Linked DNA regions of Homo sapiens: region 1 is linked to region 2. A link is a loop called in an ENCODE intact Hi-C map of the cell type or tissue named here. Cell type or tissue: CD14-positive monocyte. All regions are shown on one strand. Each heading gives the region's core, and the rest is flanking DNA. Links, peaks and the distances in the headings are about the cores only.

Region 1 (8,341 bases), core at 302-8,301, 160 kb after region 2:
ACTTTTTGTAGAAACTGGGTCTCACTATGTTGCCCAGGCTGGTCCCAAACTCCTGGGCTCAAATGATCCACCCATGTTGGCCTCCCAAAATGCTGGGGTTACACCTGTGAGCCACTACACCCAGACTGGGAGTGTATATTTCTTTGATTCCCAACATAGAAACTGGCATATTGTTAAGAATATAATGAGAACTCAATATGTATTGGTTGATCTGACTAATAAGTCTCTATATAATTTGGTCATTACATGACTATTATAAATTTTATAAATTTCACATAGATGGATTTGAAATACATTCATTTAAATGTTTAGATTGTTTGGAGGTTCAGTGTTTCTAGGTGAAACACACTATTTTTCAAAGTTATGGCAGTGATGCCTTACACTCATATAGGGATATAATTTAAAATGTTTTTTTCCACACTATGTTCTCACATAATCACTTTTATAAAGTAGATTTTTTTTTGTTTTTTCTTCAACTTTTATTTTAGATACAGGGGAACATGTGCAGATTTGTTACACGGGTATATTACATGATGCTGAGGTCTGGGACACAAAAAATCCCGTCACCCACGGAATGAGCATAGAACACAGTATTTTTTGTGGTTTTTTTTTAGAGTCAGGGTCTCAATCTGTGCCCCAGGCTGGAATGCAGTGGTGCTATCATACCTCACTACAGCCTCCAAATCCTGGGCCCAAGCAATCCTCCTGCTTCAGCCTCTAGAATAGCTGACTACAGACATGTGCCTCCATACTCAGCTAATTTTTTTTATTTTTAGTAGAGATGAGGTCTTGCAGTGTTGCCCAGGCTGATTTCAAACACTTAGCTTCAATGAATCATCCCACCTGTACCTCCCAAACTGCTGAGATTACAGGCATGAGCCACCATGGCCTGCCAATGAAGTAGGTATTTTTAACCCCATTTTATAGATAAGAAACCGAAGGCTCAGCAAGTGTGAATACAATTTCCAAAGTTGTATATTTTATGTAAGAACAGTTAGCCCTTAAACCACATATCCTGACTTTTAGTTCAGTGGGTTTTTTAGTTAGTTTGTTTGTTTGAGACGGAGTCTCACTCTGTCACCCAGGCTGGCGTTCAGTGGCGTGATCTCAGTTCACTGCAGCCTCCCCTTCCCGGGTTCAAGGGATTCTCCTGCCTCAGCCTCCTGAGTAACTGGGACTACAGGCACCCACCACCACACCCAGCTAATTTTTGTATTTTTAGTAGGGACAGAGTTTCACCATGTTGGACAGGCTGGTCTTGAACTCCTGACCTCAAATGATGTACCCGCCTCAGCCTTCCAAAGTGCTGGGATAACAGGCGTGAGCCACCACGCCCGGCCTAGTTCAGTCGTCTTTACGCTGTGTCTTGGTTAAGTGCTTTTGATTCTTCATAAGCTAACTCTCATTCAGTTTTACAATTATTTTATTTAATTTTGCTTTTTCTTCCTAGTTTCCTAATTATCTTCAATTAAAAAAGTGCATAATAAAAAAAAAGTGTGTCAAAGTGCTACCATCTCATTGATCCTTTCTTTTTTTCTCTTTCTTTTCTTTTTCTTTCTTTCTTTTCTTTCTTTCTTTCTCCCTCCTTCCTTCCTTCCTTCCTTCTTTCTTTCTTTCTTTCTTTCTTTCTTTCTTTCTTTCTTTCTTTCTTTCTTTCTTTCTTTCTTTCCTTTCTTTCTTTCCTTTCTTTTCTTTCTTTTCCAAGGTCTCTCACTGTTGCCCAGGCTGGAGTGCAGGGTGTGGTCATGGCTCACTGCAGTCTCAACTCCCAGGCTCAAGCAATCCTCCTGCCTCAGCCTCCAGAGTAGCTGGGACCACAGGCATGTGCACCACTATGGCTGGCTACTTTTTGTATTTTTTTGTAAACACAGGGTTTTGCCATGTTGCCCAGGCTGGTCTCAAACTCCTGGGCTCAAGAAACCCTCTTGCTTCAGCCTCCCAAAGTGCTTAGATTGCAGGCATGAGCTGCCAGGCCCGGCCATCACTGACCCTTTCTAAAGGGCAGTATAAAGAGGTGGAATGAGCACAGTTTCAATCAAAGATCCAAGCATCAGCTTGGCTTTGCTGGGTCTTGGCTGTGAAGTTCTCTGGGCCTCAGCTTCCTTAAATGTAAAGAAGGAATAATAATAATAATAATAATAATAATAATAATAATAATAATATAATAGCCCTTACTTCCCAGGGTTGGAAAGATGATGAAATGAAACAGCTCTGGATAAAAGCATCCTAAAATTTATAGGTTTACACGTTTAGCAAATTGAACCTAATCCAAGAGCTCTACAAGGAGCCAAAACAGAATATGCCTAATCATGAAAAAAATGCAAGAAGAGCAAATATGTATCTAATGCCTCTTTCATGCCAGGTCCTGAGCAAGCAGAAAATAATGCAGACAAATGTCCTTACCTGCAGGGAGGTCACGTGGTACTCAACAAGCTGGGCATGAGGCAGCCGTGTCATGTCTCAGGCTGCTTCCTATGCCATGGCTGTAGATAAAGCACAGAGCTGCATAGCAGGGCCAGACAAGGGAAGCAGATGTCTGCAAAGACCTGGAGGTGTCTTCAAGGGGAGAACATTCCAGCCAGAGGCAAAGACTCTGAGGAAGAAATATTTAAAGAGGGCCGGGCGGGTGGCTCAAGCCTGTTATCCCAGCACTTTGGGAGGCCAAGGTGGGTGGATTAATTGAGGTCAGGAGTTTGAGACCAGCCCAGCCAACATGCTGAAACTCTGTCTCTACTAAAAATGCAAAAATTAGCCGTGCATGGTAGCGAGCACCCATAATCCCAGCTACTCAGGAGGCTGAGGCAGAAGAGTCACTTGAACCCGGGAGGTGGAGGTTGCAGTGAGCCGAGAAGATCACACCACTACACTCCAGCCTGGGCAACAGAGGGAGACCCTGTCCCCCCCCAAAAAAAAAAAAGCATACATATATATATATATAATATTTAAAGAGGGGCATGTAATAGGAGATCAAATCTGAGAAGTAACAATGGTGCATAGGGTGGGGACAGATTGTGCAGGGCTTCTAGGCAATACAAGCTCTGAGCAAAATGGGACATCCTTGAAGGATTTGGAGCTAGAAGCAACCTTTCCACTTTACTGTGATGTAATGGCTGAACTGTGGAGAACACACCTTAGCCTCCAAGATGACCCCCAGAGCCCCCATGTCTTGGTGCTCATGCCCAGGCATAATACCCTTTCTAATCTAGGACTCCTTTCTGCAAAGTAGGCAGATACTTGGAATGATAGCCTATTCTGTGACTTGAATTCTTTGATAGTGTTATTTGCTACCCAGATGAGTCAATATTCAAGTTCCCATAATTTATATGCATTATTTTAAATATGTGCCAACCCAATTTTCATATGTTACATTAGCTTTTCTCTTCCTTGATCACTGCAGTCTTCCGAAAGAAGTTTAGTCAACATTAATACAAATGGAAATCTCCTTTAAAAAAGAAATGGAACTTTTTCACACAGGCTTAAAAACATAATTAACAGTTGACTAGAGACTGTGGAAGAGTGATGTAAAGTTTCTCAAGTTCACGGATATTAGTGCAATGAGAGTACAGCCATCAGAAATCTGAAATGGAGGCTGGGTGCGGTGGCTCCTGCCTGTAATCCCAGCACTTTGGGAGGCCAAGGCGGGCGGATCATGAGGTCAGGAGTTCGAGACCAGCTTGGCCAACATGGCAAAACCCCATCTCTACTAAAAATACAAAAAATTAGCTGGGCACGGTGGCCTGCTCCTGTAGTCCCAGCTACTCAGGATGCTGAGGCAGAAGAATCACTTGAACCCTGGGGGCAGAGGTGGCAATGAGCCGAAATGGTGTCACTGCACTCCAGCCTAAGTGACTGAGCAAGACTCCATCAAAAAAAAAAAAAAAAAATCTGAAATAGAGAGCATGTAAAATAATAGGAGATCCAGGATTTGTGGCGCCTGATGCTTATATACCTTAAGGGTCTCATTTTATCAACAAGAATCCAAAATACAAATGTGAAAGTCATCATTTTTGGGGAAAGAGAAATCAAAATAAATTATGAATGTTATAAAGATGACAAATACCGTAAGCATCACAAATTCCAGAAGAATTACATAATACTTGATTCAGTCACTGCCCGGTGTATTTTGAACACAACTTTCCTATAGCTTTTAGTGACCCATTCTTTGAGTGCTTCTTTGTGTCAATGATTTTGTAACATCCTTTTCAAGAGATAGCAGAGAGATTATTCCGTTTTTCCCACAGTAGCTGTCATCCGAAACTAGTTTTTCGTAGCTTACAGAAGTAACTTTCAGCTTTACAGCTTCTTGTTGATAGTATCAGATAAATTTTTGAGGTTCCTGGTCGAATTTGGGAAAACTACCATCAACTTCTTTCACACATTAACTTTAAAAATGTCAGGGCATCTCATTATTTGTGTGTAATAACTAGTTGTAAATTACTGTTTAATCTTCCTATTTGAAACTTATCTTTTCTTTTCAGTAAATTGCTACTTTCAGTATGATCCTAAACCTTCTTGTACAATTTACTTCTCTGCGTGAGAATAACTTCTACAGATGTCGTTATTCCTATTGCTTCTGTTTCATGTTTTATTGATTTGTATCTGATCTTGCTCTCAGTTCTTTTGTAAATAACTTTTACTTTATTTTACTTTTGAGACTGAGTCTTACTCTGTGGCCCAGGCTGGCGTGCAATGGCATGATCATTGCAGCCTCAACCTCCTGCGCTCAGGTGATCCTCCTGTCTCAGCCTCCCTAGTAGCTGGGACCACAGGCATATGCCACCACACCCAGCTAATTTTTTAATTAATTTGTAGAGACGGAGTCTCCCTACATTGCCCAGGGTGGTCTCGAACTCCTTGGCTAAAGCAGTCCTCCCACCTTGGCCTCCCACCGAAGTTCTGATATTACAGGCATAAGCCAGCACACCTGGCCTGCATATAACTTTAAGGATGCCTAAAAACGGTATCATTTAAAGTCACAAATTTAGAAGTTTGGAATTTCTCACTTTATTGAAACATTCCACAATGGCTTTCTCAATTGCTACTAAAATGGCATAATCCCAGCTTAACTTCCTGTTAGGCCCCAAAAGCTCCCTGTAGCTTCCACCACCGGCTGCAGTGCGGGTAAGTCAAAGTGAAAAGAAACGGTGACCTTAGCCAGTGTGGTTACGTGACTTTTGAGAAATACATACAACGTATGACCATGTGAGCTCCTGAGGGAGGCCCCACAGCTGCTTTAGTTCCGTGGAAAATCCACCTCTGATTGAATGCATAGGTTGCCTTCCACAAAACACGGGAATATATAAACTGCAATTATCAGATTCTGCTATCTCGAGATGAAGAAGGTTAGAAAAACACCACCAATCTTCCCATTGGGACTCTAGACCTCCGCAACTTCTTTTTAAAAATCTATGGCCCGTCAGCCAGGCATGGTGGCTCACTCCTGGAATCGCAGCACTTTGAGAGGCTGAGGCAGGTGGATCACCTGAGGTCAGTAGTTCGACACCAGCCAGGCCAACATGGCAAAACTCCATCTCTACTAAAAATACAAAAAATTAGCTGGGCACGGTGGTGGGTGCCTGTAGTCCCAGCTAGTCAGGAGGCTGAGGCAGGAGAATCGCTCGAAACCAGGAGATGGAGGTTGCAGTGAGCTGAGTTCATGCCACTGCACTGCAACCTGGGCGACAGAGCGAGACTCCGTCTCAATAAAGAAAAATAAGAAAAAATAGTAAAATAAAATAAAATAATATCTATGGCCAGTCAAGTAAACTGCCACATTAGTCATCGGAAAAAGATAATTTATGAGGCACATAAGCAGCTTCAGAAACATTTTGCCTCAAACACTTTCCAAATGTGCATTATTTGTGGCTTAAAGCAAATGTATAATTTACTCATTCACTGATTCATCCATTTCTTTCCTTCTTTGTAATACTCTACATTAGGCCCTAGATACTGGCAATGGAGACAAACATGGGAGATGCTCTATTCCCTGAGCAGTCACGCTCCAGCCAAGGTGACAGGAAACTCAGAAGAGGACAGCAGCTCGTGGACGTCAGTGCCCTTAAGGAAATAAATAAAGCTCTGGCCATGCAGTCAGCTGGGCGGGGTGGGTGGGGGGGCGGGCCACCCTGAGGACAATTAGTCAAAGGATAAGATGTCTTAGCCACTGGTGAGAAGACAAATAAGACTAATGTAGCACAAGAATGATAAGCAGGGGCAGGAAAGGGAGAATAATAGCAGAGAACTTAGAGGAGGAACCAGTGTTAATAATCAGCATTTATGAAATAACAGATTTACCAGGTGATTCATCCAACATCACATGCTAGGAAAGGATACAGCCAGGATAGGAGCAAGACAGGCTGGCTGGAGAGCCATCTCACTACCTCCCAAAAATAACAGTAACAATAATAATAACAGAAAAGTCATAGTAGAGCTGAGATAAGCAAGGAGCGATGCAAACAGGACATGGAATAGCACGTTCCTCCCTAGACCACACACTCCAACTTTTTTTTTTCTTTTTTCTTTTTTTGTTTGTTTTTTGAGACGGAGTTTCACTCTTGTTGCCCAGGCTGGAGTGCAATGCCGCGATCTCGGCTCACTGTGACCTCCACCTCCCGGGTTCAAGCGATTCTCCTGCCTCAGCCTCCCACGTAGCTGGGACTACAGGTCAATGCCACCATGCCTGGCTAATTTTTGTATTTTTTCAGTAGAGACGGGGTTTCACAATGTTGGTCAGGGTGGCCTCAAACTCCTGGCCTCAAGTGATCTGCCCACCTCGGCCTCCCAAAGTGCTGGGATTACAGGCATGAGCCACCACACCCAGCCCAAAGTAGCTTTTTCTGCAGGGGAACTCAGAGGTTTATATATGAATCTGTCAATAATATCTGTACATATCACAATGGCAGAGGCTGGACCAGTCAACATTTTTTTTCTTTCTTTTTTTTTTAACTTGCTCGACCCGGCATATGGCTGAACCTTTTAGTGGATATATTACTGAAGGAGTAAATCTCCTCTAAGCACCTCTGTTTTGGATTCACAGTGAGACATACGTGCTTCGCTAGGAATGGCCTCTACGGGAGCCGAGGGAAGTGGCTGATGCAACCTTCCCTCCACCAGAAACAGATTCCAGCCCTCTCCGATCCCATCGCTGATCCCGTCTCCTCAATCCCACATCAATACTGAGGGCTTTGAGGAGAAGGGCTAAGTGAGAGAAAAGGCAGGGAGGGGCTCTTAGGAAAGTAAGAAATCAGATAAATGCCTAAGAGAAAAAGCAGAAAGAGAGAAAAGGGTAAACAGTCCATATACAGTGATAAACACTGAGAAGGTTAAACAACAGCTGAAAACCACATCACCCAGCTGTCTACAGGCAAGTTGACTTCATTTTCCTCTGTCTTTAGAATGTCAGGTTGCAACCACAAATTAGCCAATTTATATTTCCCCCTTTAGGATTTTCACTTCTAGTCCATCATGTTAAATGTAGTTCCACTGATGAACAAAGTCAGCCGTCCATTTTTTAAACTGAAATCTATTTTTGTCTAATTCACTGCAATTATAAAAAGTCCCAGTCAGGGAATTTCTTAACATTTAACCTCGATGTAAATACTTGTGGACGTGGCTTTCAACTAACTCTTCCCTTCATTTTCAAATCTTCTTACTGCGGTTCCTCACACAATTTGTTTTTTTAGGGGCTGTGATGTTCTCGTAGAAAACAGGGGGATAAGGGCTGGAATATGGGTCATAAGAACACTTTTCCCTGTGGACAGAGATCCATGACCAGATCGAATAAACCCAAGGGTCTTCAAGCCAAGAAAGGATTCCTGCAAAAAGTATTTTTTTTAATATTAAGCTAGAAATTGAAAAGAAAGTTCAAATGGATGACTTGATCTCTTCTGCAAGAGAATGGGTTGGTATAAATTCAGTTTCCGGGAGGACATATAAAAGCATTGATTAAGCTATTCCTTCCTCATGATTCTATTCAGAACCATTGTCCAGAAATGAATTAGATCACGAATTTGGTGGCTTGGGGACATCACACGAATTGCTTTTTTCTCCTTTATGGTAAATGATTTTACAAAATATGTTTTTTTTAAATATTTGAAACTCATCAATATATGTATATATTCTACTCTACAGAACCACCTTGAGAGTGTCACCATTGCTGTTTTACAGTGTCACACACAGCAGTCTCACACGACCAGAGAAAGCTTTCCAGTGTGTAAGTGATTGTCCTGGGAGAAAGCAGAAGTTGAAAGAAACACACCTTTTATAAATTGCTCCAGCCAAAATAACAGCGTCAGTTAACATATCAAATGGCATTTCTGAAATGTCAAAAAGAAGGGAAAAT
Region 2 (8,341 bases), core at 227-8,226:
AATTCTTTTAACTGCCAAATTTTCTAAATTCTTGTAATTTGGATGTGTCTCTCGTAAATAGCATTTAGCTAGATATTTTTTAATCCAGTATGAAAATATTTGCTTTTCAACCAGAATGTTGAGTCGATTCCCATTTAGTGTTGAAGGGAAGAGTGCTAATTGCCTACAGTTTCCATTCTCCACTTCTTCCTTCTACTCATAGAACCTTCTCCCAGGTCCTTCCCTGAGCTGAGTGTGTCCTGGGAGTGCTCGTAGCTACGTATGAGTGAGCTGGGGGAAGTAGAATGGAGCAAAGGTGCACAGGCTGCTGGGGGTGACTGGGTCTCAGTCTGAGAAAGGAGCTCCTAGGTGTCCACCTTCACCCGTTCCTGTAGACCCAGCTATGGTCACAGCTGAAAAGGCACCTTAGAGCCAGTGAAGCAGGCCGAGAGAAGAGTGTGCAGGGCCATCCACAAGCCTATGTCCACTCGTGGGGACTCTCCAGAGAGGGAGAAATCCACTCCTCTTCTCTTCCTTACAGAAGCTCAGCCTGTTCTTCCATCAGAACCTTTTGGATTGCTGACATATTTGACTTTTATTTTACTATCTCATATTGTGCTTTCTATTCTTCTCATGCGTGCTATCATTCTTTTGGACTTTTCTTCCTTCTTGGCGTTTTTTGAATTTAGAGGCTTTTTTCCTCTCCCTACATTTAAAAATTTTCCACCAAGTTGAATTTACAGTCCCTATTTCTATTATGTTAGTGTTTAGTATTATTTAACAGTTCCCATACAGAAGTCAAAATTTAATCACCATCTCTTCCCTTCTCCATTACAACGCAAAGGTCTATGCATATTGAATGTCTATAACATTTGTGCCCTGTATCTTAATTATAACATTTAAATTCCATAAACTGAAATTTTTCTTTATTTAGGTTCCTTTGGCAACTCTCAGATTTTATGTCTTAATTTTACACTCATTCTTGAAAAACAGTTTTAGTGAACATAAAATCAGGTTGACTATTGATATTTTTCAACACAAATAGGAAGTAATTTCAAGTCTTTTTTGATTTCCCTTGTTGCATCTGGGAAGAAACGTTAGTTCTTATTGTGATTCCTTTGAAATTAATCTGTATTTTCTCACTAAGGGCTTTAAGTAACTGCTGTTTGTTTGAAATTGTATTTTGAGTAATATAGCTGTTGATTTTTCTTTTTACTGTATCCTACTTGATATTCGACTTCAGAATAGGCGTCTTTCAACAAATCTGGAAACTCCTTACATGTTAACTATTCAAATTCTCTCTTTTGGAAATCTGAGTAGATGAATTTTAGAACTCGCCTTCTTCATCACACCTCTTTAATTTTACTTGCTTTATTACTACAATTTATATCATTATATCAGATTTACTTTCCAATTCACTAATTGTCTCTTCAACTGTGTAATTCATAATTGAAACTGAATTATTATTTTTTAACTTCAGACACTTTATTTATCATTTCTGAAAATCCTACCTGGGGCTGGGCACGGTGGCTCATGCCTGTAATCCTAGCACTTTGGGAGGCCGAGGTGGGTGGAATACAAGGTCAAGTGATCGAGACCAATTTGGCCAACATGGTGAAACCCCGTCTCTACTAAAAATACAAAAAAAATTAGCTGGGTGTGGTGATGCACATATGTAGTCCCAGCTACTTGGGAGGCTGAGGCAGGAGAATCACTTGAACCCAGGAGGCAGAGGTTGCAGTGAGCTGAGATCACACCACTGCACTCCAGCCTGGCAACAGAGCAAGACTTCTTCTCAAAAAAAAAGAAAAAGAAAAACGAAATTCCACTTGGTGTTTTCCTTTCAAATTTGCTTGGCTGTTTTGTAGAGTCGTCATTATTTGCTTACATTTTTTAGTCAATTCCTATATTTAACTTTATGAAGCATGTATATAATATACACATATGTTACCTTTTATTATTTATAATATATAATTACATAAATATATCATTTGTAACAGTAATATAATTCATAATGATAATAATTTATAAGAATATATAATTATATGGTATATAATTATAACAATTTATAATGGTAATATATAATAGTATCTTTATTTATAAATATTTTAATTATAAATTATTTACAAGTAATATTATAAATAAACATAGTATTTATGTATATGATACATTTATATTATATATAACATTATATAATATACTATAGCTGTATCATACCTTAGTCAATTCCAGTGTCTAAGAGTGTGCAGGATTGGTTCTGCAGTCTGTCGTGTCTGCTGTGTCTCACTCATTGTGCCTTCTTCCTTGAGGTGTTGTGTGTGGTATCATGATGTTTTTCATCATCTTTGAAACCTACCACCGTGAGAATTATCTGAGGCTGTGTTCTAGGTCTATTTCTCTAGAAAACATTTGTATTTGCTTCTTTTAAGCATATTATTTTAAACTTCAAAATTGTCTTCAAGGTTTACTGGACCAAAAATTTTGCTGAAAATTTATTCGGACAGCATTACAATTTGATGTGAGGGCCAGGTTCTGGTTATGATCAGGAGTGCTTTGTTGATTCATTTCCCTACACTCAGGGCCAGGATGATGGAATGCACATCTTTCTGGTGTTCCCTTCTGTCAGGTGTGTTTATTTCTAGTTCACTCTCATGCAGAAGGTGCAGCCATCGAAGTCTCCTTCTGACCCCGCCTGGTGGTTCTGAGCCTTGGCCTCTCCTCCCACAGACCCTCCACTGTCATCTGAGATTCCCTGGAGACGAAGGCAGCTTTGGGGCTCAGCCTACATCTGACTTTATCTGACTTTGTCCTTTATTGTGGGTGTGAGAGTGGTGGAACTGTGATCCTAAATTACTTTTTGACAGTCCAGCAACAGTGTATGTGTGTGCATGCATGTATGTGTGTGGATATGAGCCTTAAGATTTTCTGGGAGGAATAATGAGATAGTATTTCATGTGTATTTGTGTGTGTTCTGTGTATGTTATTTATTTCCAGAATGGCAGAAAGCTCGTGGTGGCAGAAAACATTTCTTTCATGCATCTGTCAGTGTTCTCTGTGCAGCTGGAAATGTTGTGAATATCTGGTTTTTATAGTAAGTTTTCTGCCATGGATTTGCCCAATAGCTAATCAACATTGATACGGTTTGGTTCTGTGTTTCCACCCAAATCTCATCTTGAATTGTAATTCCCACCTGTCCAGGGAGGCAGGTGATTGGATCATGGAGGTAGTTTCCCCCATGCTGTTCTCGTGATAGCGAGTGAGTTTGCACTAGATCCCTGATGGTTTTATAAGCGTTTGACAGTTCCTCCTTCGCACACACACTCTCTTCTGCTGCCTTGTGAGGAAGGTACCTACTTCCCCTTCCATCATGACAGTAAGTTTCCTGAGGCCTCCCGAGCATGCAGAACTCTGAGTCAATTAAACCTCCTTTGTTTATAAATTAACCAGTCTGGGTAGTATCTTTATAGCAGTATGAGAACAGACTAACACAAACACCGTCTACCTCTGTAATCTATGGACACCACCAAGCATTCGTAGCAGCCAAGCCCCTGTGATCAAGCCCACTTGATCAGGTCTGCCATTCGGACTCTTGGGCCTCTTGCATCATCAGGGGAGCAGACCTTCTTTTTAATATGTCCATGAGTAGATTTGGAAAGAACAGTTTCTGTGGGCATGTTTCTCACAGAGAAGAAAAACACAGAAATCAGCTGATTATCCCTTGTAATGAAAGAATGTTCAGCTTGATGATATCTTTAATAACCAGAAAATTAACTATGAAATACTCTAGACTCTGGGTGGAAAGAGAAAACAAAAAGCAAAAAAAAAAAAATAGCAACCTCTTATTTAACTTTGCATTTGTTTAATATTTTATGAATAAAGAGGTTAAGTATTGTCCAGTGTTATGAAGATGAGAGAAATACTTTCTTTTCTTCTTTTTCAATAAGTAGATTTTTATCATCTCTTTTTCTGACCATGAGAATAATTCATGATCATACAAGACGGTCAGGGTTCAAATACCAGCTCCACTGGTCACTAGTTTTATGAACTTGTAAAATTGTTTCAATTCTGCATGCCTCATTTATAAAAGCACAGAATCGCGGTGATTCTGACCTGAGGCAGTTTTGAGACTTCAGCTGTAAATGATTGTAAAACTTTCTGTGGAGCCTGGCACTTGGGAACCACAATCACACAAATGGTAATCAAAAAAATAAAAATAATCTTATAATATCTTGGTTAAATATGTATATATATATATATATATATGTATATAATCAATATTGAAAAACATAAATAAGTGAAATTGCCAATGATGTCGCCCTGGGAATTAGTTACTGACGGCATAGGTTGTGTTTCTCCCGAGCAATGCACCGGGAGCTTCTTGTCTTCTCTTCCCAGATCCCTTTCTTCGATGTTTGTGTTTGTGTGTAGTTTTTTCTAATAGAAATGAGATGTACTACCTCACATGTGCTACCTTCTTTTATCAAATAACTATATATTATGGTTATTATTATATTGCAATAAGTATAGATCTAGAATAGATGATCATTTTAATGGTTACATAATAGCCCATTGTATAGTTATAACATGATTTATTTGTCCAATCTCCTGTTGGTAGGTTTGAATGTTTTTATTTCCCTTTCTTCTGCTTCTCTGTAATGGCTATTGTCAGTTTTTGTGAACTTGACTACTGATTTCTGTAGGATAAATTCCAAGAAGTGCGATTGTACAATCAAACAGCCCACGTTGCTGAAGTTTTTCAGCTGTACTTCCCAATTGCATTCCAAAAATTTTGTAATTGCTGGGCACAGTGGCTCACATTTATAATTCCAGTTACTTGGGAGGCTGAGGCAGGAGGATCACTTAAGCGCAGGAGCTCCAGAATGGCTTGGGCAACATAGCGAGACCCTGTTTAATATATATATATATAATTTACACTCCCATAAATGATGCATAAGTGTAGCCACTTTTTCACTTTTTTTTTGTAATTTTGGATCATTCAATAGACAAAAATACTTTCTTTGTTGCAGTAATTCATGTAGTTTTGATTGCCAGTATAAGTGGGTGCAACCATGCAGCATATGTAACATTATGCTGGCAGCTTCTCTATGTGGCAGGAGACAGTGTCACCACAGCAGATATTGAATGAGACTCCCTACCCTGCGGCCAAGGCTTTCCCACCCTGAAACACAGCGCGATGCAGAGTTCTGCCGTTGGCTCAGGCTTGCTTGCAAAAGCAATGCAAAATTTTCTGGAAAAGATGAGTATCAAGAACCCATCTCTGGTCCAGAATTCAAAATATGAAAGCCTATTCAAGGTAGAACAGAGCATGGCAGGTGAAGGGATTATGACCAAGATTTGAAACCCACACATCAAAGAGAAACAGAGAACCTTACCAGCTGGAGGAAGGTGGAAGCCAAACTCAACACAAGAGCTGGGGAAGAGTATGTGGGAAGAGCTGGTGTCGTCCAAGCACGTGGTTGAAGCTGGAACATGCTTCAAAAGCAGCTGTTACAGCCCAGAGTCCCACCTCAGGGAACAGTGCCCCAGCACATGATCCTGAACTGGAAGGGTTATGTCCCTGGAGCCTGTGGGGGGCCAGGACCCAGAACAGGATGGGGACTCCAACCCCAATGGACACACCATTCAACTGAGCACTACAGTGACGACCACAAGCGTGGTAGGAGACTCCTCCATTGTAGCCGTCCTTCCTCTTTGCCTGATATTCAGACAAAAAACCCCCAAGACCTCTGAATCATTGAGAGGAAGTCTTGAGACCAGGACCCACCGTGCCATCGTTTCTGTTCATGAGAGCACACCGACATTTGAGCAATTTGCTGGAGAAAAAGAAAAAAAAAAAAAAAGCAAGTGAAACATACCAGTCATAATAGCGCTGTTGAAAGAAAGTTTTGCCTGTTTGTTGACATTTTGAAATTCCTGTTTTGAGGATTTTCTATTTATATCCTGTATCCATTTTTCCTCCCTGGATCTTGCTCGTTTTCTCAGTGACATGGAAGAGCTGTTTATATGCGAGCGATGCCAACTGTTGTTGTGTGTTTTGGAAATATTAGTGAAGGAAAACAGCTAGAGAGAGAGAAAGTGAAATGGGAAGTAAAACAACTTTTTGTTTTTAAGACGTCCTTATTTACTTGCCACTCTAGCTAATAAATTCTTGTCAATTAAGTAATAAAAACCTCATAAAATTCTTTAGAAACCTTTTAGAACACCAGATCCTTAAAGAAGACTGGTAACTCCCAAGTTATTTAGGACACAGAAGCTCGCGCAGATAGGCTGGGAGCTGGGGAGGAAAACGAGAGCAGGAAGTAAAAGGAGGGTCTGGACTGACAGTGTCGCATGTGATTTGGCAAAGGGAAAGTTAGAAACAAATTTCCATTTGCTTGTGAACATTTGTGTGTGGTCAAACTATTCTTGACCATTCCAGAAAACTGACCCATACTCACAGTTGGAACTGAGACAAGGAATACATTGTTCAAAAAACAATTTGACCTATTTTAGACAGAAAACATAAACCTTGAAATCACATTTCAAAAGATTAAAAGTCAAAAGGCTGATTTCAAGTTGTAGCATGAATGTTTATTCGTAGGAAACCAGCAGCAGATTAATTATTCTTATATATTCAAGTGAGCACAGATTGAAAACCAGCCTTTTGCCGGGATACTATGTCAACACCAAAATTTTAAAATGTGAATGAAACAAATGATCTCCTTCAAGAAGCTCAAATTCTGTAAAGGAAGGGCAGATGTATAAACAGACAAGTGCAAGTGAGTATTAGTTATAGAACTGTAATGACAAAGACAGCATAGCAAAGTGGTTAAAATGGAAGCTCCGAAGACAGAATAACTAGGTTCCAGTTATTAGCTGTGTGACCACAGGCAAGTTGCTCAGACTCTCTGTGCCTCAATTTCTCATCTACAAAATGGAAATAATACTAGAACCTACCTCGTAGTTTGACCTTGGGATTACATTCATTAGTTGATACCCATAAGCATTCTGAATAATGCCTCCCATGTTATAAGCACTCAGTAAGTGTTAGTTGTTATGATGCTCATAAAGAGCTTCACATCTCAGTCTCATCATCTGTAAAATGGGGATAGCAATCCCTGCCTGCTCCAGTGATGACTATGATGCTTCTGTGAGAACATGAGAAAGTGCAAAGACTTGGAGTGTGATTAAGACCGGCCAAGGGAAAAATGTGATTTTAGCTCATACAAATCCATCCAAAGTATCTCCACCAAATAAAAATAATGTGTAAGTTTCTTATTATTACGTAATAAGTACCATTTCCCTTAATTTTCCACAATGGTTCACTTTGTGCTTTTACAAACATTGTCAGTAATGAGGCTCAAATTGCTGTTTGGCATCAATCGGCGGTCACTACTTCACATGTCATGAATTTCATTAAAGAGAAGCAAGTCAGAGGTAGACATCCAGATGGCACAAGACTCTAGGTAAAGCCCCCTTAACTTTCCAAGGATGTGGAACAGTCTATGAACACATGTTCCAGGCAAGGCAGCCACATGCACCATGCGCACCCAGGATGTGAGGATTAGAACCATGGCAATGGGTTTCCCTACCACACAAAGTCCTCCCAGCCCAGCCAAGGATTAGTAGGAATGAAGTGGTAGGACTAGATTTGCTGATTCTCATCAACAAATTCATCATTTACTTTACTACTTTACTCAAGATCAGCTCAGCCAGCTTAGCTGATTCTGTAGAGAAGTCTGATCTGGTGCCTAAATTCTGCCCCCAGGAACAAATGCCCCGCTAAGGAAACTCGATCACAGAAGACACCGCCCATTCTTCCTCATCCTCAGCCTCTCCTAGGCTCCCTGTTCTCAGTTCATATGCACGTATTGAAAACTTTCAAGCTTGAGCATGGAGGTGGTTCATTTCCAAAACCACGTTCAAATCTTTCGGTGAAACTTTACAAAATAGCAGACAATAGTTGAAGGCAGAATGAATAAGCAGCTCTCATCCAGCACCGTCAAAGATGTCCCGAGTGGAGTCTAGCTCCCAGGCTGTGAGAATGCAATCATAGTTAATTTGACTCTCTTAATACCATGGGAAATATTACTTGTGATTAGAGAATAAAATAAGACTATCTACAGATTTCTATAAGTGAAATGGCTAATGTTCTCATAATTAGATGTTGGCATGTAAAAATAAAAGAACAGTTCTCCTTCCTTGCAGTGAATGGCCACCAGCCGTGTGCTCGCCCTAGGATTTCTAACAGCTCTTTGATAGATCATGGAATGAGACAAAATGTGTTCCCCGGTGTGCTGGTGACTGATCTCTATCCCTGAAATCCATACCCTTATGTAATGTCATATTATTTCTATGCCTA

What was found. Hi-C counts contacts between places; a loop is a spot of excess contacts. Peaks named below come from ENCODE experiments on the same cell type or tissue, not always from the same donor. Only the 100,000 strongest peaks of a DNase experiment are listed, where the experiment ranks them.
Region 1: a loop joins it to region 2, with 1.9 times the contacts of the local background. A loop is called at or near these places in 4 of 110 quality-filtered maps.

Annotation. Positions count from the first base shown.
Region 1 is chr10:3,893,128-3,901,468 of GRCh38, reverse strand. No RefSeq gene overlaps it. Among named protein-coding and RNA genes, the nearest start is that of LINC02660, 15 kb to the left of the region's middle. RefSeq lists a silencer at 6,038-6,209 and enhancers at 6,675-7,192, 7,096-8,295. In CD14-positive monocyte, for the core only: no CTCF peak of the experiment used is centred there; DNase peaks (open chromatin) are centred at 5,128, 6,288, 7,458, 8,208 and 1 weaker place.
Region 2 is chr10:4,049,189-4,057,529 of GRCh38, reverse strand. LOC107984195 (a long non-coding RNA gene) reads right to left here. Exons shown (of 10, transcript NR_176060.1): 3 at 5,373-5,813; 4 at 2,197-2,331. Among named protein-coding and RNA genes, the nearest start is that of MIR6078, 62 kb to the right of the region's middle. In CD14-positive monocyte, for the core only: no CTCF peak of the experiment used is centred there; DNase peaks (open chromatin) are centred at 3,319, 5,739 and 6,299; H3K4me3 peaks cover 2,037 bases; H3K27ac peaks cover 3,416 bases.